7 separate regions of the Homo sapiens genome follow, and all the other regions are linked to region 5. Evidence: chromatin contacts called from ENCODE Hi-C or POLR2A ChIA-PET data. All regions are on one chromosome and are shown on one strand. The core of a region is the stretch at or near the end of the contact, and the rest is flanking DNA. Distances in the headings are between cores, read along the strand shown. Region 1 holds the start of AOPEP (aminopeptidase O (putative)). Region 2 has its middle 29 kb from the start of HSD17B3-AS1. Region 3 holds the start of HABP4 (hyaluronan binding protein 4). Region 4 overlaps AOPEP (aminopeptidase O (putative)). Region 5 holds the start of PTCH1 (patched 1). Region 6 overlaps AOPEP (aminopeptidase O (putative)). Region 7 has its middle 17 kb from the start of FBP1.

Evidence for each region. Hi-C counts contacts between places; a loop is a spot of excess contacts on that map. ChIA-PET counts read pairs that join two places held with the same protein, here RNA polymerase II (POLR2A). Pooled maps may share reads with other maps.
Region 1: a map of CD8-positive, alpha-beta T cell shows a loop between it and region 5 (8-fold over the local background). The contact joins the promoter of AOPEP here to the promoter of PTCH1 in region 5. A Hi-C loop is called at or near these places in 4 of 168 maps with a recorded cell type or tissue (CD4-positive, alpha-beta T cell, CD8-positive, alpha-beta T cell and naive thymus-derived CD4-positive, alpha-beta T cell), 7 of 37 single-sample maps with no recorded cell type and 18 of 50 pooled maps. POLR2A ChIA-PET finds 5 or more read pairs at or near these places in 2 of 52 experiments (PC-9 and Panc1).
Region 2: a map of heart right ventricle shows a loop between it and region 5 (15-fold over the local background). The contact joins the enhancer-like site here to the promoter of PTCH1 in region 5. A Hi-C loop is called at or near these places in 34 of 168 maps with a recorded cell type or tissue (A673, CD4-positive, alpha-beta T cell, CD8-positive, alpha-beta T cell and 23 more), 33 of 37 single-sample maps with no recorded cell type and 40 of 50 pooled maps. POLR2A ChIA-PET finds 5 or more read pairs at or near these places in 6 of 52 experiments (A549, HEK293, HepG2 and 3 more).
Region 3: a loop to region 5 is called in a map of naive thymus-derived CD4-positive, alpha-beta T cell, with 3 times the contacts of the local background. The contact joins the promoter of HABP4 here to the promoter of PTCH1 in region 5. A Hi-C loop is called at or near these places in 1 of 168 maps with a recorded cell type or tissue (naive thymus-derived CD4-positive, alpha-beta T cell) and 4 of 50 pooled maps.
Region 4: a pooled map shows a loop between it and region 5 (6-fold over the local background). The contact joins the enhancer-like site here to the promoter of PTCH1 in region 5. A Hi-C loop is called at or near these places in 2 of 37 single-sample maps with no recorded cell type and 3 of 50 pooled maps.
Region 6: a map of naive thymus-derived CD4-positive, alpha-beta T cell shows a loop between it and region 5 (7-fold over the local background). The contact joins the enhancer-like site here to the promoter of PTCH1 in region 5. A Hi-C loop is called at or near these places in 1 of 168 maps with a recorded cell type or tissue (naive thymus-derived CD4-positive, alpha-beta T cell), 3 of 37 single-sample maps with no recorded cell type and 11 of 50 pooled maps.
Region 7: a loop to region 5 is called in a pooled map, with 5 times the contacts of the local background. The contact joins the enhancer-like site here to the promoter of PTCH1 in region 5. A Hi-C loop is called at or near these places in 2 of 37 single-sample maps with no recorded cell type and 10 of 50 pooled maps. POLR2A ChIA-PET finds 5 or more read pairs at or near these places in 1 of 52 experiments (HCT116).

Annotation. Positions count from the first base shown.
Region 1 is chr9:94,724,977-94,728,138 of GRCh38, forward strand. AOPEP (aminopeptidase O (putative)) reads left to right here and starts at 1,723. Exons shown (of 17, transcript NM_001193329.3): 1 at 1,723-1,775. RefSeq lists enhancers at 1,335-1,504, 1,450-1,992, 1,515-1,994.
Region 2 is chr9:96,216,212-96,219,490 of GRCh38, forward strand. No RefSeq gene overlaps it. Among named protein-coding and RNA genes, the nearest start is that of HSD17B3-AS1, 29 kb to the right of the region's middle. RefSeq lists an enhancer at 1,798-2,017 and a silencer at 2,028-2,237. Within about 2 kb of position 1,885, at least 19 of the 41 ENCODE cell types and tissues checked have a DNase peak (open chromatin) inside an H3K27ac peak, as active enhancers do; they include dorsolateral prefrontal cortex, heart right ventricle, ovary and 3 more, where a contact is called at or near this core.
Region 3 is chr9:96,448,852-96,451,950 of GRCh38, forward strand. HABP4 (hyaluronan binding protein 4) reads left to right here and starts at 1,318. Exons shown (of 8, transcript NM_014282.4): 1 at 1,318-1,777. The coding sequence starts at 1,429. RefSeq lists an enhancer at 736-815 and silencers at 1,096-1,635, 1,646-1,705, 1,786-1,835.
Region 4 is chr9:94,804,422-94,807,726 of GRCh38, forward strand. All of the region lies in intron 5 of AOPEP (aminopeptidase O (putative)), which reads left to right. Among named protein-coding and RNA genes, the nearest start is that of MIR2278, 3.9 kb to the right of the region's middle. Within about 2 kb of position 1,335, at least 11 of the 41 ENCODE cell types and tissues checked have a DNase peak (open chromatin) inside an H3K27ac peak, as active enhancers do.
Region 5 is chr9:95,507,892-95,510,881 of GRCh38, forward strand. PTCH1 (patched 1) reads right to left here and starts at 1,375. Exons shown (of 24, transcript NM_000264.5): 1 at 270-1,375. The coding sequence starts at 470. RefSeq lists silencers at 311-630, 2,905-2,990 and enhancers at 1,275-1,824, 2,778-2,990.
Region 6 is chr9:94,859,356-94,862,475 of GRCh38, forward strand. All of the region lies in intron 5 of AOPEP (aminopeptidase O (putative)), which reads left to right. Among named protein-coding and RNA genes, the nearest start is that of MIR2278, 51 kb to the left of the region's middle. RefSeq lists an enhancer at 1,833-1,882. Within about 2 kb of position 1,841, at least 16 of the 41 ENCODE cell types and tissues checked have a DNase peak (open chromatin) inside an H3K27ac peak, as active enhancers do.
Region 7 is chr9:94,654,721-94,657,907 of GRCh38, forward strand. No RefSeq gene overlaps it. Among named protein-coding and RNA genes, the nearest start is that of FBP1, 17 kb to the left of the region's middle. Within about 2 kb of position 1,656, at least 9 of the 41 ENCODE cell types and tissues checked have a DNase peak (open chromatin) inside an H3K27ac peak, as active enhancers do.

The sequences.
Region 1 (3,162 bases), core at 473-2,972, 780 kb before region 5:
TGGAAGCCAGTGATAGAAACTGAGGAAAGATAGGTGACAGGAGAACCTAGAGGACTGACTTGGAAACAAGCAAAGAAATCAAGTTTGAAAGGAGGTGAAACAAACCTTGTTTTAGCTATATGATCCAGCTATTTGCTTAGGCCCCAAATTTAAGAATTATTTTTGACACTTTTCTTTTCCTTATCTCCCTTATCTAAACTCATCTCCAAGTCTGTCACATCTACCTCAGAATTATTCCTGAAATTTGTCCATTTCTATCATTTCTTACCTGCTCATTGCAAAAGCAACTCTTCTCTTTGCATCCTTTTAAATTGTTTCTCAAAAGTTTCATGTATACACAGCAGCTAGCAGGGTGATGTTATAAAACTAGATCCTGTCACTTACGTGTTGATAACTCTTCACTAGTTTCCCCTTACACTTCGAATAAACTCGTATTCCTCACAGGAACCCAGAGAGTCTGTGCATGATGGGGACTCTCCTTGCCTTCTTGATCTCATCCTCTGTTCTTCCCATGACCTACTTTCTCACTTTCTCCAAGGCACCACATTCTGCCCCTTCCCTATTGCTTGCTCACATGTAGATTCTTCTCTTGGCTGTTCTTTCCTTAGCTCTCCACAGAGTTGGCTGCTTCTCAGTTTACTGAACCTCTTCAGAGGGCACTTTCTTGACATCTCAAATCAAAAGGTCACCTGTCTTCCTTTAATTTCTCAGCAACTTATTTTCCTTCTACTTTTTTTTTTTTTTTTGAGATGGAGTCTCGCTGTCGCCCAGGTTGGAGTGCAGTGGCGCGATCTCGGCTCACTGCAGGCTCCGCCCCCCGGGGTTCCCGCCATTCTCCTGCCTCAGCCTCCCGAGTAGCTGGGACTACAGGCGCCCACCACCTCGCCCGGCTAATTTTTTGTATTTTTAGTAGAGACGGGGTTTCACCGTGTTAGCCAGGATGGTCTCGATCTCCTGACTTTGTGATCCGCCTGCCTCGGCCTCCCAAAGTGCTGGGATTACAAGCGTGAGCCACCGCGCCCGGCCTTTCCTTCTACATTTAATGTTTGCTTTCTCAACTAGAAAGTAATCCCCATGAGGGAAGGCACAGCGTCTGTCTTGTTCCTGGTTGTTTCCCCAGCTTTTGTTAAGGGTGCTTGCCTGGCACACAGGAGGACCTTAAATTGTGGTGGAATTAATATGTGAACAATAGTCACATGCAGCAGAGGTGAGACTAGGCTAAGGAATAAAATTGCACATCTGTATTTCAGTAACTTTTTTTAAATTTTATTTGAAACAGGGTCTTGCTCTGTGGCTCAGGGTGGAGTGTAGTGGCACGTTCATAGCTCATTGCAGCCTCGAACTCCTGGACCTAAGCAATCCTCCTGCCTCAGCCTCCATAGTAGCTGGACCACAGGTGCACGCCACCACACTCGGCTAATTTTTTAATTTTTTTGTAGAGACGGGGCCTCCCCAGGTTGCCCAGGCTGGTGATTTTTTTCTTAAGCTTCATAAAGATTTTGCAATTAGGAATACTAGGGTACCAGGGCAACTCTACAAGCCCTAGCCAGCCAAGCTGCTCGCGCCCTCCTATGACCGCGGCAGCTCCGCGCCTGCGCAGATCTCCCCCGGGCGGTCTCGCCCTCTCATCCTAAGGGGGCGGGCCTAGCGGAAGGCGGGTCAGGCAGAATGCGGCCCCGGGCGCGTGTGGATGACGTCACCCGGCGCGTGCCGGGGTAGCCCGTAGTAACCCCGAGTCTGCGGAAGTGGTGACCCGTGGGACGCGGCTGAGACAGGTAACCTGTTCGCTCCCTGTTGGGTCCCTGCCTTCCTCTCCTCCGGCGTCGGGATGGCGGCGGGGACAGCATCATTCCGTTCTGAAGGCGACGGGGAACCCTCCCTTACCCTCACTTTTGCTCGACCAGCGAGGACCCGCATCCCCTCCTCAGTTCTCCCAGACTCCTGGGGCTGAAACCCATCCTGGGGACTGGGCGGAGCGGTCACATCTTACCACCTCAGCTGTAGAGGTGGCCACGGGCTCTGGCTGTCTTCTCCCCGGCGGCACAGACCTTTCTCAGCCTCTGGGTGCCTCCTCCTTCGTCTCTTGCCTCCAGGCCCTCGGTCACCTGCCGGTCTCGGCTTCTAGCCCCACAGGGCTCATCTCCAGTCTTAAGTAGGCAGAACAGTTTCGATTCGATTCATTTCCACTTGCAGTGAAACCCATCCGCCTCTTCTTCCCCCGGAGGATCTTTACTGAGAGCACCACATTTTGAGTTTTGGGGTCCCTATAGAACATTCATACTGTTAGTCTGGAGTTTTGTTCATGAACGCATGCATGGGCGGGGAGGGGGTGGCACAGTAATGTGATTATGATTATCTATTGTGATAATAAAATATCCACTTAGGATCCAATCCACTGTTGAGATGCATGGAACAGTTAATAGCATTGCATAAAATGCCCCTTGTACCTGATTTCTTTTTGGTTTTCGTGCAATGATGACAATTACCCTTGCAAAGGTAGCCCTCAAAATAAGTAACATAACCCGCTAGGGATGTTTAGATCGCAAAAAAACAACAATAAGGTTCATATGGTTGATAAAGAAATAATATGGGTTATTACAAAACCAGACAGAATAGATGCTGAGTATATGGGACGAGAAGCAGAATTCTGAAATCCTTGATCTCATTGATTGTTTGGTTTTGTATTTTTAAAATACTTTTAGTCTGTTCCATTTTTGAATAGTGTATATTGTGCTTCGTATAAGTCTGGGAAGCCTTCCAATGACTTGCTAATTGGGAAGATTAGATTCTTCCAATATTTGGGGGACAAAGTAGAATAAGGTTAGGGTATAATAATAGTTGCTTACTGTTGGCCCATCTGCTTTATCCCAGGTACTGTGTTCAACACTTTGCATATGTTTTCTCCTTACTTCATACAACCACCTCGTGAGTTAGGAATTATTACCCCCAATTTATAGAGAAGGAAATTGAGTTTCGGTTATATGAAATTGACTTGCTAAAAATTCACAGTTAACTAAATGGCAAAATCAAGATTTAAATTCAGGTCTGAATATAACTTCAAAGCCTGCACTTTTCTTAAAGGACTCTACTAATGCTCAAATTTTAGGCTTTTTACAATAGTTGCACACAATTTTATGAGTTTGTTCACCTACACAAATGATT
Region 2 (3,279 bases), core at 635-3,134, 710 kb after region 5:
TCAACCCCAGACCCTTCCTTAGTTCCCAAGTGACTAGAGCCCGGACCTTCTGGGTGGCTGCCTTAATTTTCCCCTTGTCCTCCTGGAAGGAGGCCCCAGGATGTTGAATTCTGGAGGAGCTAAAAGGCTCCACTTAAAACTTCTCCCTCCTCCCTGGGCTAGACCTAAAAATTCTATTAGAATCACACCTCTGTTTCAGACAGAATCTCCACAGCACCCCCAGAGGAATGGGACAGGGGATGGGAGAGGTCGCGTGAGGCTTATCAGCCACAGGAACACGTCCTTCCAGCAGGGTTAGAGGATCCCAAAGAGAGCAGAGACTCCAGGGAAAAGAAGAAGAGCACGGAGTCAGCATGGAGACAGTGCTTATCTGCAGGCGGGGAGCCAGGAGGGATTCTTTGCCCTTCTTGACTATACTTTTCAAATTCTCTAAAATGTTTCAGAAATAAGATAATCACAAAGTCTGCAAGTATCCCCCCACAAGGTATAATCACTTTACAGTGGAGAACACAGCAGACATCACCTAACCAAGTGATAAAGGTGACATCTCCAGGAACGGCTGCTCCCTGGCAGAGGCAGGGGTGGGGGGTGCACCAGGAAGAACCCAGCACCGCCCCTGGGATTCCGAACAGTCTGATCCTGAGGGAACGTCAGACAAGCCCAAGTTCAGGGACTTCCTACAAGATAACTGGTCCATATGCTCAAAAATTGTCCAAGTCATGAAAAAATGAAGAAAATCTGAGAAAGTGTTCCAGATTAGAGGAGACTAAAGAGACGCAATAACTAACCCAAGGTGTGATTCAGCAAAGGCCCATTCATGGGCCTCGGGGAAATATGATGAGGGTCTGTGGAGGATAACACAACTATATCAATGTTAATTTCCTGATTCAGTCACAAGCCTGTGGTTATTTTGAGGGGAAATATAAACCAAGGCATTTATAGGGCATCAATGTGGGTGAAGGGTGCATGTGAACTCTTTGCATAATTTTTAAACTGCTTTTAGAAGCTTCAAATTATTTCAAAATAAAAAGTTAGAAAAGAAAAATGGCCATTAACTTTATAATCAGAAAAAAAAATGTTTTAGGACAAAAATATGTCTCTGGTCATAGCCTGTGCTGTGAATCCATGGAGTAGATTCTTGCTGTCAGCAAAGTTCCCAACAGCTGGAGAAGAACAAGGAACAAAAGCCGAGCTGCCCTCCTGAGCTCCCAGGGTCCCAGACACAAAGCTGGCCTCTCAGGCTTTACTGAAAGATAAGTGCTGATAAGGCCTGCGGGTCATCTTCGTCTACGCGGGCCCCCCAGCTCGCTGAGAGGGGCCCGCCCTTCCAGAGCTCAGCCAGACATAAGCCAGAGCAGAGCGTGTTTCTTTTCAGCTGAAAGCTGCAGCTGGTGCATCCACCCTGGGTATGAGCAGACTCGCAGCAGGGTGCCCACCAGAGTGGGGACCTGCAGATGCCCCTGCCCAGAGACGCCGGGAGGCCACAGCCCAGGTCTTCCGGATGGAGACAGAACTTCAGCATTCCGTTTGGATCAGTCCAGAAGAAAAAAAAAAAAAAAAAAAAAAAACAAGCAAAATCTCACTATCACTGCTACTAAAACAAGATAAGCTACAAAAACAACTAATGCAACTACTGGCTTACACCCAAGTCTCACCAAGTTCCCCATAATAACCAAATTCCCCGTAAGAACGGCCACAAGGGTGACCACACTGACTAGTTGTCCTAGCCTGGTTGACCACACTGACTAGTTGTCCCAGCGAAGTGTTGCTGGAAACATTGTCAAGGTAAGGTTTGTGCCTGGTCCCTCTTGAGGCCAGGGCTGGAGGTGGGCCCCTCCGTGCGAGCTGGCCGACTGGCAGACCTGGTTGCATCTGGGCAAAAAAAGGCCATCATCGCCATAGATGCTGGAAGCTGCTCTCTCGCCCACTTTAACTGTGGGGGCCTCGGCCCCCCGTTTTTTAACTACTGGAAGACGTAGCCCTGAGTCCAACCTCTTCCACGCCTGGCGACGCTGCTAAGAACGCGGAGCAGGGCTGGAGGGCTCAGCGCCGGCGGGCTCAGCGCCGGTGGGGGCAGGGCGCGGGTCCGGGAGCGGGCGCGGAGGCACGGAGCCACACTGCCCCCTGGCGGCCATCCCCTGCCCCGCCGGCACCGCCTCCGTGAGGCGGAAGGTTGAATGTCACCACTGCGTTGCTGAATTCCGGCTCAAGATTATTAGTGCGGGGGCATCGGGTCCATCCAGGGGAGGAGAACGTTCCTAATGCGGAGTCACAAGCCCTACCTTTAAGGTCTGGCTCTGGAACTCTGGGCAAGTTGCTTAAATTCTCTGTTCTCAGCTGCGAAAGGAGGAAAATAATTAAAGCCTGTGTTGTAAAGACCTCACTAGGCAATGTGTGCTCTACAGGCTTTCCCTGCCCCTGACGCAAAGACACACGCACAGAAAGCAAGATCATGAGGGATAGATTTTTTTTTTTTTTTTTGACAGAGTCTCGCTCTGTCGCCAGGCTGGAGTGCAGTGGCTCGATCTTGGCTCACTGCAACCTCCACCTCCTGGGTTCAAGCGGGTCTCCTGCCTCAGCCTCCCGAGTAGCTGGGACTACAGGCGCTCACCACCACGCCTGGCTAATTTTTGTATTTTTAATAGAGATGAGGTTTCACCATGTTGGCCGGGCTGGTCTCGATTTCTTGACCTCGTGATCCTCCCGCTTCGGCCTCCCAAAGTGGTTGGATAGGCTTCAGCCACCACGCCCGACCGAGGGTTAGATTTTAACCCAAACACTGTCCCTTCTAATGTTCTCCGCTGCCGCCCAGTGCAGCTCCCAACGCTGACCCGGGTTTCTGGGGTGGAAGCAGCAGAGGCGCCCCCACCCCCACTCCCGCGCTCCACCGAGCCGGAGGGCAGCCCAGGGGCAGCAGCCCCACAGTGGGGCCTGAACAGCGTCCGCGGACCCGACCCGCGCTGCGGCCGCGCTGCCCCGCTCCTCTGGGCGCCTCCCCGAGGGCCTCGCTCGTCTGACCCGCAGTACTCTCCGCCCTGCTCCTCGTGCCTTTGGTGGGCGCGTGGCTTCCGGCCTGCGGAGGCTGTGCCTCCTCGCCAAGGAGCCGTTCACAGCCGCGCGTTCGAAAACCCAGCCGCCGGCCGCGCGTCCTGGAGAAGGGGCACGGTCAACTCGCACGCCCTAAGGGCCGGGCCACCGGGGTCACTGCCCGGCCTGCGGGGGCCGTGCCTGGGGCGTAGGAGCAGCGCTCCTCCGCAGGCGCTATGCATGCCTGCGCCC
Region 3 (3,099 bases), core at 68-2,567, 940 kb after region 5:
AAGAAAAACTTTCCCAGAATACTTCTCAGATCTGTTCTGCCCGATTTGCCCCACAGCCTATTCCTAAGCCAATTACTGGCAAGGAATTGGAATCAGGTGCAATGAATAATGTATGATTAATCAAGTTTGAGGCTGGAAGGGGCCCTCTTCCCCTGGGGAATATGATGCCTGAACAAAATACAGGCTCTGGAAAAATGTAAGAGGGAAAGAACGGCTGTAGGATAGGCAGCCAAGCGTGTCTCCACCGCTGCCTATGCAAAGATTTCCTGGAGGAAGTCCAGTCCGGCGTTCTCTAAGCTCCAGGCCTCAACTGAATATCTCAAAAGAAAACAAATATCCAAACCTCAACGTGTCCCAGACTGAATTAATGATTCCCGTTAAAGTAGTGTCTTCCAGTGGTAACTAATACTATCATTCAGATGCTGGAGCCAGGAAAATAAGAGTCACCGTATCTTCTTCTCCCTCATCACCACCTCTAGCGCATCACCAAGTCTTTGAATCCATCTACTCTCTTCGCCTCCACCGCCACCATCCTAATCCCAGTCACTATCAACTCTTCCCTGGAGCTTTGCAACAATCATGTTTGGCTTCCCAGCATCCATTTGTATTTCCCTCCAAACTATTAGTTCACAGTGCAGGTAGGGTGGCCTTTTCAAACCCAAATCTGCTCATGCTCAAAACTTGCTTCCCACTGCTCTTAGAATAGAGACCACTTTGAGCTTGAATAGGCTGTGCACATCCCACCTCAAGACTGCTGCACTTGCTGTTCCTCCTCCAACCCCTTGTCACCCCTCTCCCTCGGCTTAACTGTCATTTCCCAATTAGGTCAGATCCCTTTGCTGCAGCCCGTAGAGAGCTCTGCGCCTGTCCTTCAGGGCACTTTTTCTCCATCTACAGACTCAGATCTGTGACAACACGGAGCTAGTATTTCCTACAACATAATGCCTGGCACACGGTAAGTGCGCAATATGTAGCTGTTGCACGGCTAAATGTATACATAAGCTTCAAAGCAGAGTGGCCCATAGCAAATACGGTCGCAGTCCCGGGAGAAAGCACACACAGCCGAGACCCCACCGCTTCGTCGGCGCCGCCTGGACCAGCCAGTAGCTCCGCCCCTGGGCCCCGCCCCTCCCTGCTGAGCGAACGGGGCGGGGCCCAGAGGTCGCGTGACGTGACAGCAGCCGGTCGGTGATTGGGTCTCCAGGCGCGCCGTGTCGGAAAGGGGGCGCACCCGCGCGCGCTGACTGGCTGTCTGGCGCAGCGGGGCGGACGGCGGCGGCGCCGCGGGGGCGGGCGCCGGTAGGGGCCGGACAGGGTAGGGCCCGGAGGGCGGTGGCGGCGGAGCGGGCGGCATGGGTCCTGGCCGCCGGCTTCGCTGAGACGCGCTCGCGTGGGCTGCCCTCCCGGGCCCGCAGTGGTCGCGGCGGCATGAAGGGCGCTCTGGGGAGTCCCGTGGCTGCCGCTGGCGCCGCGATGCAGGAGAGTTTCGGCTGCGTGGTGGCCAACCGCTTCCATCAGCTGCTGGACGACGAGTCGGACCCGTTCGACATCCTGCGCGAGGCCGAGCGCCGGCGCCAGCAGCAGCTGCAGCGCAAGAGGCGCGACGAGGCGGCGGCGGCGGCCGGGGCCGGTCCCCGCGGCGGCAGGAGCCCAGCCGGGGCCTCGGGCCACAGAGCCGGCGCGGGCGGCCGGAGGGAGTCGCAGAAGGAGCGCAAGAGCCTCCCGGCGCCCGTCGCTCAGCGGCCCGATAGCCCCGGGGGCGGCCTGCAGGCGCCGGGTACGCGGGGACAGCGGGGTTAGCGGACCACGGCTCGGCCCGCTGTGAGACTGGGGTCCCGGGGGCCGGTTTCAGGAGGAGGGGCCCGGGAACAGTAGGGAGAGTTGAGGGTCCTGGTGGCCGCCGAAGGTAGGAGGAGAGGGGCAGGGGTCACACCCCTTCCAGCTCTCGCCAGCCTCGTGCGGGGCTCCGGGGGAAACGCTGGCTTGGGGTGGGATAGGGCCCTCGAACCCTGGCACTGAGGCTCTACGGCAAGTTGGACGAAGTTGAGGGAGGTTGTCTGGGTGGCGTGTGGGGGCGAACGGCTGAGGTCGCTACCCCGGGGCTCCCACATCCAGACCTGGCGGGGACCTTCATCTTCCAGCCCAGCCTCTGCAAGATTGAGGTCGGAGCCACCCGAGAGCGCGGTGGGGAGGAGGAGGGCGCCTGGTCCCGGGGCTGGGGGCCTCTGTGATGCCGGAGGCCTGGGCGACCGCGGGGCGGCCTGTGACGTCGGGGCCCGGGCGGGGGTCCCCGGCGCGGTCCGGCCTGGCGCCTTCGCCCCTTCTCCGTCCGGTAGCTTCCAGGAGGCAGCCGGCATCGTATTTCAGTACTTCGTGTGGTGTTGATGGGATGTGCAACTTATAAATAGCTCAAGGCTGCTTTAAGAAAAGCGTTTTTAACCTTTCCAGCAAGAATATTCGGAGTTCCCCACTCCCTATTTAGCAAGAAAAACCGGTGCGCAGCGTGGTGTCCTGCTGCCTGTGGACGGGGAGGGTGCTTCAGAGTTCATTCTCTCACCGAACTGCGTCAGTGGCAGAGCCAGCAACACTCCACCTGTGTTTCCTGTTTTCTTGAAATGAGGCAGCGGTCCCAAGGTTTGCAGAGTGTTAGGATTAAGATGTGTAGGTTGACCATTCCTGCCGACGTTTGCCAGTGTGTTCAACTTGGCTTTATTGGTTTGTTCCTTGCTTGATAAAAATTGTGCATCGCAGCCCTGAGGAAACGTCTCAGGTTTAAGTATTAGGGCTTTGATGTGCAGCTGGGTAATGTTTACCTTTATTTGTGAAAAGCTAAATCCAGAGTCATCACTTGAGAATCAAGTCACTACAATAAAGATGTTGAAAATGATTTTTAAAAAAATGTTATTTACTATCTCACGACACTTTGGTAGGCCAGTAAATTTCTGAGCCTATCTAAACAGTGAGACTGGAGATACATTGTGCATTTTATATCCTGTTTTTTATCTTTTTCTCTTAAACTTATTTACATCAATATAATAAAGGAATTGAGGAAGGCTAAGCTTTTCTTCACCCTTTATTTTTTAACAAATGAAAATGCCG
Region 4 (3,305 bases), core at 85-2,584, 700 kb before region 5:
TTTTCTGTGAAGAGCACTGAAGTTAAAAAACCATGTGCTGTGTAGTTCTGCTTCATGGCTCAGCTGTTCACATGCATCTTCACCCTTCATCCCACTGGGAAAATTGAGGGGAAAAAAATGACTATAGTGTGGCCGATGACAGGTGACAGATTGTTTGAGCTTTTCCCCACCTGTTCTATACCAGATAATCTTGATAATTTGGTTATTGTTTATTTATTCTTGCAATAAATATTTATCAAGCGTATACTGTGTGCCAGATAGTACTTACGATGCAAAGCCTACAAGGGTGAACGAGATAGAGGAGGCCTCTGTCCTTATGAAATGGACATTCTAGTCAGGGGAGAAAATTAGTGTACGTGAAACAAGTAATTAAGATGTATGCTATGAAGAAAATAAAATCAAGTAAGTGTCACAGTGGGAGAATCAATAGCATCGTTAGGGTGAGAGGGAAAAGCTTCCTTAAAGGGTGACATTTGGGCTAAGACTGAAGAATAAAAAGGAATCAGCTTTGTGACCATCTGGTGGAAAAGCACTCCGGTCCACAGGCCTCAAGGTGGGAACCACTCTCATGGGTTGGAGGAGTAGAATGAAGGCCAGGATGGTGGCAGGTCAGTGAGGTCTTAAAATGGCTTTCCTTAGCCCCGTTCTTAGTGAGCTTGGGTGCCAGGAGCAAGTGAGTCACTAAGAAATGGCAAGATTAAGTCAGGTCCATCATTCTAGGCAGACGGGTTATGGGAAGAGATCAAATTTTTTTTTTTTTTTCTTGGGACCGTAGATACCTATACCATCTCCCGACTGGCTAATGAGAACCTGATTGGCTTAGCAGCTGCTGTTCTTGAGCAGAATTCTCCATGGCTGAAGCTATCAGAACACCTGGCACCCAGACGGGCAACCGTCCCTTTGTAGAGAAGGGAGAAGTCTCAGATCACCACGTTTTCTTCCCCTGGCAGCTGTTGATTGATTCTTTGCAAGGGTTTTTGACATCGTTGGTCACAGAGAGGGAAGCTGTGTCTCATCCTAGTTTTATTTGCTCATCCTAGTTTGAAAGGTTTTTTGTTTTTTGTTTTTTGTTTTTTTTTTTAAAAAAAGCAACAACAACTGAATGAAAATAGGATTGACAATTAAAGACCATAGAAAAAATTATCAATTATTAAAATCTTCACAACATGCTTCACTATGAGGAAAAACTATAAAGCTCCCTATTACACAAGGCTTATTCTTAAAAGGTTTGATTGTGCAATAAAAGACTTCTGAATGTTTATACTAGTTCCTGACTATTGCATGCACAATTTTCTTAAGTACCTCAATTTGCAAATAAACGGTATGCACGTACATGCCCAAGAATGAATGTAACCAGCCTTTTCCTCCACTCCCTCCTCCCGGGTTAGACAGGGTGTTGTCCTGTTTATTCTTATCTCCCAGCCAATGTGTAATAGAATAAGCAAAACATAACATGCTGGTACAAAGGGCCTGTTGTTTTCAGCTTTCTAATTATGCTCCTTTCTGCTGGGGAAGGAAGCAGTCATAAATTTCTGTCATTATCTTAAGTAGCAAGGTTTCACAGCTTTGAGAATTTTTCTTTGTTTGTTCTTTGTTGGCTTTACTTGAATTTTTGATCCCTCAAACCAAAACCACCCTACTTTTAAACAATCCTTCTTTAGATTTCAGGGGATGTGACCCCCTGATTTCAAGGCAAGATGCAGCCATAGTGATTCTTTGCCTCAGGAATCAGATTTTGAGCCTTAAATTAGTATGCCTTTGAATTCACCATGGCTGCCAACTTCTCTACTTTCTCCGATGTGCTGCATATTTTTGTTTTGTGTGTGGGTTTTGTTTCTTGTTATTGTTGTCGTTTCTTTCTCAGATTTTAATAAATTCTCAATTTTCTTTCTGCATGGATTGTTTTTTAAAAAGATGTTGAATGGGCATTTCTTTCCCCTGTTGTGTGGTATAACTCTTCTCTGCTTTTTCAAACAGGTGGGTGTGAATGATAGAAAGCAGCTCATACCATCCTTTTTTTCTGTAAAATTTTAATCCCTTGTTTACTGGCAACCCTGCTGTTGCTGTAGAGATGAACAAACAGAATGAGTTGTGAGCTGTGAGGCACATGCAAGGTGATTTATGCCCATGTGTGCTTCCCCTTTGTTGCTTTCTTTGTGTTCACTTTCTCCATTTTCTCTTTTATTTCAATTATCCTTCTTGAGAAAATTATTTGACTTTATTTGCGTCCTATGTTATAGGTAGGGGCTTTCCCCTTCTAATGTGTTCTGGTTCTTTCATTTTTGTGTTCCTGAAATAGTAACTGGTATTCATAAAGTGATGTTCTTCTGGGACCCTGAAAGCCCTTGGCCAGGATTATTTTGTTCGTCTTGACAATACCACTTTGTACTAAGCAAGGTAGGTAGTGAGAATGTGTGTGTATGTTCCATTTTTTACAGAGCGGGTATTAAGAGGATATATAATGTCCCAAAGTCACTTAGAAGCAGGAAGTCAGGGAGACAAGTAAAATGGCCTCATCTTGTGATGGCTGTCAAGAGTCTGGTGGTCCAGACTTAGGCAAGGCTGATGTGTAACTGTTTCTAAGGCAGTGAGTGCTTGATTTAGGGTCTCCACACAGAAACCATACTGACCCTGTGAGTGAAGATATCATTGAAGATCAGCATTCACTGTGGGCTGGCTTTGAGGCAGCCATAGAATCTGGATACCAGGCAAATTCCTGGATCACATGAGTTCTTGGGGGCCAGGCTCTCTCTCTTCTGTTGGAGCAACAGGCAGAGTGAACTCACAGCTTTTGGGTTAACTAGAATCTTCTTTTTGCCATTAAACAGCTGTGTTGCTTGTCAGATCGAGAAGTAGCATCTTATCATCATTATACCATGATTCTTCACCCTCTGAAAGATTATGCTTAAGTGTTTGGTTTTCTTTGAACTGTTCTCCCCACACAAAGACTGACAGTCCTACCTTCAGAGAACACTGCTGGGGCCATCCTTCAAGAGAAATTGTCAGGCCTTTGAAAGGCCTTCCTGAAGCAATCATTCCTCTACCTGCGTTTGTAATCTCTCTATTGATGTCATCCTAGGTTCCTAATGTCTTCCAGTCCTTGAGCCTGAGACGGCCAGTCAGCACCACCTTGCCATTTTTTCCATTGCAAAGAAAAGGCTTTTTCCCCCGCCTTGCCACTTATTTCTTTACCGAAGCATCATTACTGAATAGAACATACACACTCCCTGGGTGAAAAAGAACAATGGAGTTCAGTGCACAAAGTTACCTAACTTGGGATATTCCCAATCTTGCAAGCTCTTTCT
Region 5 (2,990 bases), core at 125-2,624:
GAGGGCGTGTGTATACACACACACACACGCACACACACACACCTCCACCCCCTGCGGACCTCAGACAGCCCTTTCCTCCCAGGACCAGAGGGAGGGTTTGAATTTTTCAATCCCCATTTGTCTGCTGCTTTTCCTGGAGAGGTGTGAGTGAGTGTGTGTGTGTGTGTGAGAGAGAGAGGAAGAGAGTGTGTGTGTTTGTGTGTGGCGGGGGCGATCCCAAAGAGTTAGAGGAGGGAAGAGAAAGTGGGAGGAGAGAGTCTGAAATGCACCTTGGAAATCTGCTCCAGAGCGAAGGCGGCGTCGCAGTAGCTGGGCCGGTGCAGATAGTCCCGGTCCGGCGCGGCAGCACGGCGCAGCCCCCCCGTCCGTCTGCGCCTCCCGCCTCCAGCCGGCCGTCCCGGGGCACCGATACAGCCGCTGCCGCCGCCGCCGCGGTCCTGGGGCTCGGCGGCGTTACCAGCCGAGGCCATGTTGCCGCCGCCGCCGCCGCCGCCGCGGGGACGGAGGCTTCCCGGGCGGCCCGGCGCGCTGCTGCCGCTGCTGCGGGCTCCTGGCGCGCCTGGGCGCTCGGCTTGCGAGGACGCTGCTGGCCGCAGGCTGCTCGGGCTCGGGCTCCGGTTGACAGACCAGCCGCTGCTGCTGCTCACACGGCGGGCGCTGCTGCCGCTGCGGCCGCGGCCGCTGCCGGGGAGTCAGACCCTGCGCCTTCCATTGCCACATTGCGCGGGGGTCCCGAGGTCTCTGCGGCCGCCGCTGCCCACATCCAGTTCGCGGAAGAGCGAGAGCCGGCGCGCCGAGCGAGCCTGTCCTTCGGGCGCTTCCGCGGCACTCCTTGCGGTCCCCAACTCCCCCTACCCGCCCCCCGCCCCGCGCCGCGACCCCTTCACTGCAGAAAGAGCCAGCGAATCCCCGCTGCTCCCGCCGGCCGCGCTGGCTCTCTCGGCGCCTCCCGGGTCGCCCGAGCGGCCGCGGAGGGCAAGCGCAGAGCCGCCGCCGCCGCGGGGTCCGAGGGTGCCCGGCGGGTCTCAGCGCTGCCGGGCCCGGGCAGCCGCAGCTGCCGCTGCTCCCGCGGTGGCTGCTGCTGGCGGTGGCGGCTCCAGGAGCTGCTGCTCGGGCTGCTCGGGCTCTGGCTGCTGGGTTCGCGGTGGCTGCTCGGTCCCGGACTCTGCTTTCTTGTGCTCCTCGGCAACCCGCTGGACCATTCTGTCCCCGTGCAGCGCGCCTCTCTCGCTCCCGGGACCTGGGGACTCCGCTCTGTGTGTGTGCAGCGGGCAGCGGCCGCAGCAGCTCCTTGATTCAATAGATGAGATGGAAGAAGAAAAAAAAGAACTCTCTCCATTTGGAGAAAGAAGAGGAGGAGGGGAGGGGAGGGGGTGGAGGGGGAGAGAGCGAGCGAAAGAGAAAAAGGCTGGAGCTCCCGCCCCCGGGGCTGTCAGATGGCTTGGGTTTCTGCGACGCGATTGGCTCGCGGAGGGCAGAAATTACTCAGCAAACATGACTATTATTAGCTGCTTAGCAACAGCTCACCAAAGTAGAGAGACCACCCAGGTAGGCAACCCAGTGTGTGCATCCTCGGCTTCGGGGCAGCCTCTGAGAGCGCCAACCTTCTCGCATGCAATACTTCCATTAAGGAATGCTCCCCCTCCTTTCTCTCTTATTCCTTTTCTTTTCAACAGTGTCTTCTTTTTGTGGGATGCCTTTGCGCGCACACACGCGCGCGCACGCACACACACGAACATTTGCCTCGCGGTAGACACGGGGGGAAATGTAATATTTTTTTAAGCGCTTAAACAATTTCTGAAATTCCTCAAAGAAAAGCCTTTCAGAGGCACCTTGGCCTCAAGCTGCAGCAAATACTGGGAGGTCCGGCTCGCATTCCCAGGCCTGCACCAATAATGACAGCGTGCTGGATAGTGCGCCAGTGTGTGCCAGATTTTTTTTTCCTCTTCTCTTTTCTTTTATAACTAAAGGGAAGACTTAGGCTCTTGCAGGGAACAACGCCTCGCATTAAGATAAACAGAATGGAAAGTTAAAGAGGAAAGCAAGGACGTTGGGAAAAGCCATCTTTCTTAAAATCCGTCTGCCCCCCAGCCGCTTTCTCCCCCCAACTTAAAAAAAAAAAAAACACAGTCTTGGTTTGAAGGAGTCAGTGTTCTATAAACGTGGAATCCAGACACCGAAGCAGTCTTGTAGAGGCAGAGGCGTTTTTATTTGAATCTCGAATGTGACATAAGTAAAAGAGAAACAACAGAATCTTTTTTTACAACTTAGAGAAACGGAATTGTTTCCTTGAGAGAGTAAAGTTTTCCTGATTATTTTGGGTTCATTTGTACACCCCTTTTTATTAACCAGATGTTTATATAGTCAGTATTTTTTTTTACAAAACTCGGTATGCATGTTATATTTAATAATAGTATGACGTAGGAGATTATAAATGCCCCGATGCTGGATTCATTGAAAACAAACTGTGCGCGGATCGCGAGGATTCGTCCCGACACCGCGTCCAGTGTCACCAAGGCATCCCGGGGATTCGCTTCCCGCGGAGGGGGAAAACACGCGACCCTTTGAGGTGGATTCTGGAGCCAGACACGTCTACACAACTAGGCTTTTTATTTAAAAAAATTTTTGTTTTCGGAAAGTGGAATGTGTTTTTCTTACGTTTCCAAGTTATTACGTTCCTCCCTGCGGTAGGAACCCGACCCGCAAACCCTTGATTTGCTTCACTTTATTTTTTTTTTTAAACGGGGTTGAACTGCAGAGGGACTGGCAGTAGCGAGAAGTCTAGTGAAGTCGTGAAATGGGGCGGTGTGGCTTTAAGATGCGCACGGTGTATGTTCATTGAAAAAAAAAGAAGAAAGAAAGGAAAGGAAAGAAAGAAACCCAGATGGAGGGAAAGGGGGAGGAGCAGGGAGAAGGCGGAGCTCCGGTGGCCACGTGACCCCGCGCCAGGAGGCCCGGTGCGCGCGCGCGCCCGGCTCCCGGACTCCCCG
Region 6 (3,120 bases), core at 591-3,090, 650 kb before region 5:
TCGGCACTGTCTTCACATCCCCATGTCCTCTGTCTGCCAAATCTCCCTTTGCCTGCCTCTTACAAGGACATGTGTGATTGCATTTAGGGCCCATGCAGATAATCTAGGATAATCTGACTAACTCAAGATCCTTATTAACTTCATTACATCTGCAAAGACCCATGCTTGCTTTTCTTTTTTTCCCATAGAAGGTAACATTCACAGTTCCAGGAATTAGGATATGAATATCTTTTGGGGAGCTGTTTTTCAGCCTTTCACAGACTCTATTTGTTCCATATGAATCAAGTAAGCATCAAGGCTTACTGCCTCTTATATCTTCTCTCAGCCTATTCCATCCTGGTGTGATCTGAGTTAAGGGCATGGGCTTTGGGGTCAGCTAACCTGTGTTGGAATCTCTTCTGTGCTACTTACTTATTCTAGGTCTTGGGCATATTGCTTAAGTTCTTTATGCTTTTGTTTGCTCATCTGTAAATGACAGGCACTATTATACTCAAGTTTTCTGTAAACTAATTGATAAATAAATTCAGCAGACACTTATTTAGGGCGTCCTATGTACTGAACACTAAATTCTTCGGCTACAGTGATGAACAAATAGAGACAGTCCCTGTCTTCAAGGGGCTTATAGTCTGGTTGGGGAGATAGATAGTTATTAAACAAATATTCTCAAAAATGGAGTACGACAAACTGGTCAGTCCTGTGTGGGAGGAATGCAGGGTTAGAGGAAACACTCCTGGCAGGGCCTTGGGGCAGGTGCCTCTGAGGCAGTGATGTAGAAGCTGAAACCTGAAGGGCAGTGGAACGTGAGCCAGGCCAGGAGTAGGAAGAAGGGCATATTATACAGGAGGACAGGCTGTGATTGGAAGCAACTTGGAACTTTGGAGGACCCGAAAGAAGTGTTCATGGAATTTAGTGACCTATGGGAAGATTGGCGTGAAATGAGATTGGCAGCATCATAAGGGCGTCAGACCAAGCAGGGCCTCATATAAATCTGAGCTTCATTCTGAGCGTATTGGGAAGCCCAGCAGGTTTAAGCAGTGGCAAGGGTGGGGACGGGGTGGGCAGGTCGTGACCTGGCTTATGTTTTGACAAGATTGCTCAGGTTTCTGGTTCTAGAATGAAGCGACAGGAGTAGTGGCAGTGGAATGGTGAGATGAGATGATGTGTGGCCGCAATCCAGGCAGGAGATGAAGGTGGCTTAGACCTGGGTGGAGAGGGTGCTGGTGGGGAAAATTGGAGAGTTCCAAGATATGCTCTGGAGAATGCAGGACTTGAGAGTTTTATATGGGGAGATGATGAGGAAGAGGGAGATGTCAAGGGTGACTCCCGAGTTTCTGGCAGAAGCCGCTGGATGGATGGGTGCTCCATTGACTAATGTGGGGAGGACAGGAAGAGGAGCAGATTAGGAGAAAAGATTCTGAGTTCTCTGTACATGTCAGGTTTAAGAAGCCACTTAGCACAGTGCCTGACACAGAGCACACCATAAATAGTAGATTTTAGTAGCTTCTAATTCTGTCCATTTCAAAGTCATAATTGACCGTTGAGTCAGGAGACTTGGGTTCTAGCTCTGGCTAGTCCATGTTAGATAAATAAACCTCTTAGGGCATCAGTGTCCTCATCTACAAATTGGGGGCAGTCAGATTCGGTGCTTTTTGCGGTTTCTTTCAGCTTCAGTGTGCTGACAATGCTATGAGATTCTTTGGTCTTGACCACCTGGAATCCACTGTGGCCAGCTGGATCTGCTTCAGAGGGGCTGATGAACCAGAACTCTGCATATGGATGGCAGTTTCTGGTGGAAGCTGACGTACGGGGAGCTCTGGCCAAGGCAAATTGTGGCTCTCGAGGAGGCTTCATGACGAAGGGGAAGGATGTGGTTTGAGGGCAGCAGCAGCAGCTGCTGTCACCAAACAAGCATGAAATCCACTGAGCTTCAGATGACATTGCAACTGAGGATGGCTGTTTATTAATTGGCAAATTAATATGATGTGGGGGCATATGGAGAAATGGTGATGGGCAGAAAAGAAGATGAAGAGAGAAACATATACTGGTTCTTTCCTGTGTATTCATCTGTTACTGACACAGAGTCATCATTAGTGCCACAATGAGTATCAGGGATGGGTCATCTCCAGTTGAACTCCCTTAATTTACAGATTAAGCAACCAAGGTCAACAACGACTTCCATGACAACAGAGCCAAGCTGGCACTCAGGTCTCTTCACACCTGGCCTGTGCTTTCCTGCTCCACCAGGCTGCCAGGGGTGGTTCCCATGAGCTGTTTTAGGCCCATTTTTGGAAAAAGAGTCATTTGGTTTCATTTGTCTTAGACTAGATCCCAGAGATGTTATTTACTGTTCCCAACCCCCGATATAAAACCACTGAATGTGCAGGCCCTCTCATCAGCCAGTGCTTGACGAGTAGTACACCTGGTGCAGCCTGGATTCCACAGCCATCCTCCCTGTAACTGCATGGGTCGGGTCCTCCGTGCTTCTGTAGGACCTGCTCTTCTGAAGCACGTTCTGCGAGTGAAGGCTGCACTACGTCTTTCATGAGGCTAGACGGTGCTCTTCTTGTCCTCAGAGTTGTTTGTTGTTTGGTTGGATTTTAAAAACTCAACAACGGCTTTGTTTATGAAAAGCAGCTTACTAGGAAAGTTGCTTCATCCTGTGATCGTGGCTAGTTTGTGAGTGATTAAATTCCCTGGCCTCCTCTTTGGAAGCAATGACCAGTCATTCTGTTGGTTTATTACTATTTCACAACATAGGAAGCAGAGCACACCACCTCTACCTAACAGTTTAACTTGAAACACCTCATCAGAGTATGTGAGTGAGACTTCACATGTGCCTGTTGCATAGTAAAAAGGACGTTTCTTTCAAAGTCACTGGGCTGGCTGAGCAGGACCCCCACAGAAAAACAGTGTTCTTGGGCCTCAGGCATACCTCAGGGCGATGCTCAGGGATGTCTGAGCAATGTCAAGCCTGTTAGATGCATGGCAGGGAGGATCTGGAGCACAGATTGATCTCTCAGATGTGGGGTGAATGGGGAGGTAAATCATCCTTTAAAGGGACTCTTTTTCAAGGCTGAGAAACCATGTCCTGAGAAAAGGGAGGGCTCTGTTTCCAGAGGC
Region 7 (3,187 bases), core at 406-2,905, 850 kb before region 5:
AGCGAGAACATGGACATCCCAACGCTTGTGTAATTGTAACGACTGTCTGCAAAGCACTTCAGTGTTCCCAAATGGAAAGATTCCCCGGAAGTAGAAAGAGCTATTATTGTCCATTATGAGCATTCTTTCTAGAATCTTCTTCTTTCTACCCTCAACTGTGGCTTTTTAGACTAGCAGACATCTGCCAAAAGCCACTAACCCAGAGACACTGATTCTATCAAACAGCACAGTGGGACAGTCACTCTCCCAACTTTCTTTCTTTTTCTTTTTTCTTTTTTTTTTTGAGACAGAGTTTCGCTCTTGTTGCCCAGGCTGGCGTGCAATAGTGCAATCTCGGTTCACCGCAACCTCCACCTCCTGGGTTCAAGCGATTCTCCTGCCTCAGCCTCCCGAGTAGCTGGGATTACAGGCATGTGCCACCGTATCCAGCTAATTTTTGTATTTTTGGGAGAGACAGGGTTTCTCCATGTTGGTCAGGCTTGTCTCAAATTCCCCACCTCGGGTGATCCACCCACCTCAGCCTCCCAAAGTGCTGGGATTACTGTCATGAGCCACCAGGCCCGGCCCCCAACTTTCTTAATAATTAAATCCAATCTCTTGCTAGACAGACTTTTTTGTTGTAGTGCCAAGGCTGCTTGAAATTTTCATTTTGCTGTCTAATTTGCATAAACTTGTAATCAATAAGTTTTTGCCCTATACTTGGCCCCTACTCCTACCGTAGTAAAATATTCGATGCATATTTTTCATGGAAATATTGAAGAAACATACATTCTCAGACAAGAAACATCAAATGTGGCCATTGCTTTTGTACCACTCAATATGCAACTCAGACTGGTTGAAATTTAGACCAAATGGTAACATCCAGAAGAAGATAGGACCACAGAGCTAAGGAGGGCTGCAGTGGGCTGAATATGGTGCCACTGCCCACAGTGTCCACCCAGAATCTGGGATGGTGGCCTTATTTGGGAAATGGGGTCTTTGAAGATGTAATCAAGTGAAGGCTGTTGCCATGTGATCATCCTGAATTACCCAGGTGAGCCCTAAACCCAATTACAAGTGTCCTCACAAGAGAAAGGCAGAGAGAGATTTGAAACACACAGAGCAGAAGGTGATGTGGAGGTGGGACAGAGACCCAGCGAAGCAGCCACATGCTGAGGAGCGCCTGGAGCTGGAGGAGGCAGGAGAGGACTCGTCCTGAGCCGTCAGAGGAAGGACAGCCCTGCCGCCACCTTCATTTCAGACTCGGCTTCCAGAACCGCAGGAGGACACAGTTCTGTGGCTATGAACCACCCGATTTGTGGTGCTTGGTTATGGCAGCCACAGGAAATGAATACAGAAACTATTCAAATCCCCTGGTTGAATTCCTTTATTTTACAGATGAGAAAAATAACAGCATTCGCAAGCGACACACAGTTTATGAAATGTTTTCACAGAGTGACCATGTTCAGTCTTCATAGCAATTCTGTGAGGTGGTAGTTTCTGCCTGTTAAAAGGAAAACTGAGGCAAACTACATTTAACAGAGTTTAATTGAGCAAAGAATGATATGGGAATCAGGCAGCCCCCTGACCAGAAGAGGTTCAGAGCGTCTCTGGTGCTGCCGTGTGGTGAGAGTCTTTACGGGCAGAGAACGGAAAGTGAAGCACAGAAAACAGAAGTGAGGCAGAGAAACAGCCTGATTGGCTACAGCTCAGCGTTGGCCTTACTCGAACACAGTTGGAAGACTTGGCCACCTGTGAGTGGTTGAAGTATGGTTGCTTGTCACAAGAGTAGGTTACAGCCCCTTTCACATCCAGTTAAGTGACAGTTCCCTTTGTGCAGAGAAGCCTTTAGCCACACAGGTCCCAAATGTAACATAACATTTGTTACACTTAAAATAAGTAAGGAGGCAGCTGTAGGCTAAATTTAACATGCCTGGGAGGAGGGAACTGAAGCTCAAACCAGAAGCAGCAGATAGATGGGTCTGCAAATTTCATGCGTTTTCCACCAGATCTCTGCCTGTGGCTCAGAGAGGTGTGGCAGCACAGCTACCTCACACAGCTGCTGAGAAACAGGCTTGGATACAGGTCTTTTTTTTCTCCCCACTTTTGCTTCAGATCTCTACCCAGGTATAACGAGCTGCATCTCAAGGTCAGAACGACTGAACAATAAAGAGGTTGGTTCAACAGATGACCTCAAAACTCATAACCTACATCCCGAAGCTAAAGAAAAACTTACGTCTCCAAAAAGAGGTGTAGTTAGCTGCAGGTTATTTGAATGAGCAGCACATGCTGTGCATTTGCTTTAAGATTCTCCAAACACGCAGAAAGCCAAGCTAATCCTCAGCGCTCCCATGCCAATCTGGTGTGGGGACCCTCCACTCCAGGCTGCCTTGTAGAATGCCTTATTGATGTGCGGCAAGGGGCACCCCATGAAAGTCCCAACAGCTCTGAAGGTAATGAGCAAATAATCCAGTTGAGCAAGCAATCAAAGAACAATAACAATTGTCTTGTGACAATACCCCCCAGTTTGTAATTAGTTAGCTTAAATTAGTTTAAATTCACTTCATTTGGAAGATTTTGCCTCTGAGGCAGGCCAAGGCTCTCTTTCAGAGGCCAATTAGATTAAATTAGAAGTGGCACATTAGCTGGGGAGACTTCATTCATTTTGGGTTTTTGCAGCCTTAATTATGATGCAGACACAGCTGGAGTCATCCTTTGGAGGGTTTTCTTGCTTCAGCAGGCACTGGAGGCGACTGGATTCCTGGGAGAGGTGCTTTCAGTGGCGTGTGTGGCCAACCAAGCCACCCAAGGCTACTTTGTCACCAGATTCTGCTCTTGGCCCATTCCCCCAGCTGCTGTGGGAGAGTCACAGGAAGTGAGGAATCCTAAGAAGATCTTCCTTTTTCAAAACAGCTTCATCAAGGTGCAATTAACAGACAAGAAACTGCACACACTGAAAATACACACTTTGGTATGTTTTCACATGTCTATACCCATGGAACTACCACCACAATCAGAATAATAAGTATATTGAAGGAAATGAAAATATTTCACTCCAAAATATACTTTTTGGCATATTTTAAGATGGCTATTCAAAAGGGCTAGAAATCCAAGAATAGCTGAAAAGCTGTCTTGCTGGGGGAGGTTTGCGTCCATAGAGACCATCTTTGTGAGCCAGGCCTCCTCTTCTGCCCCTGCCATAAGCTGA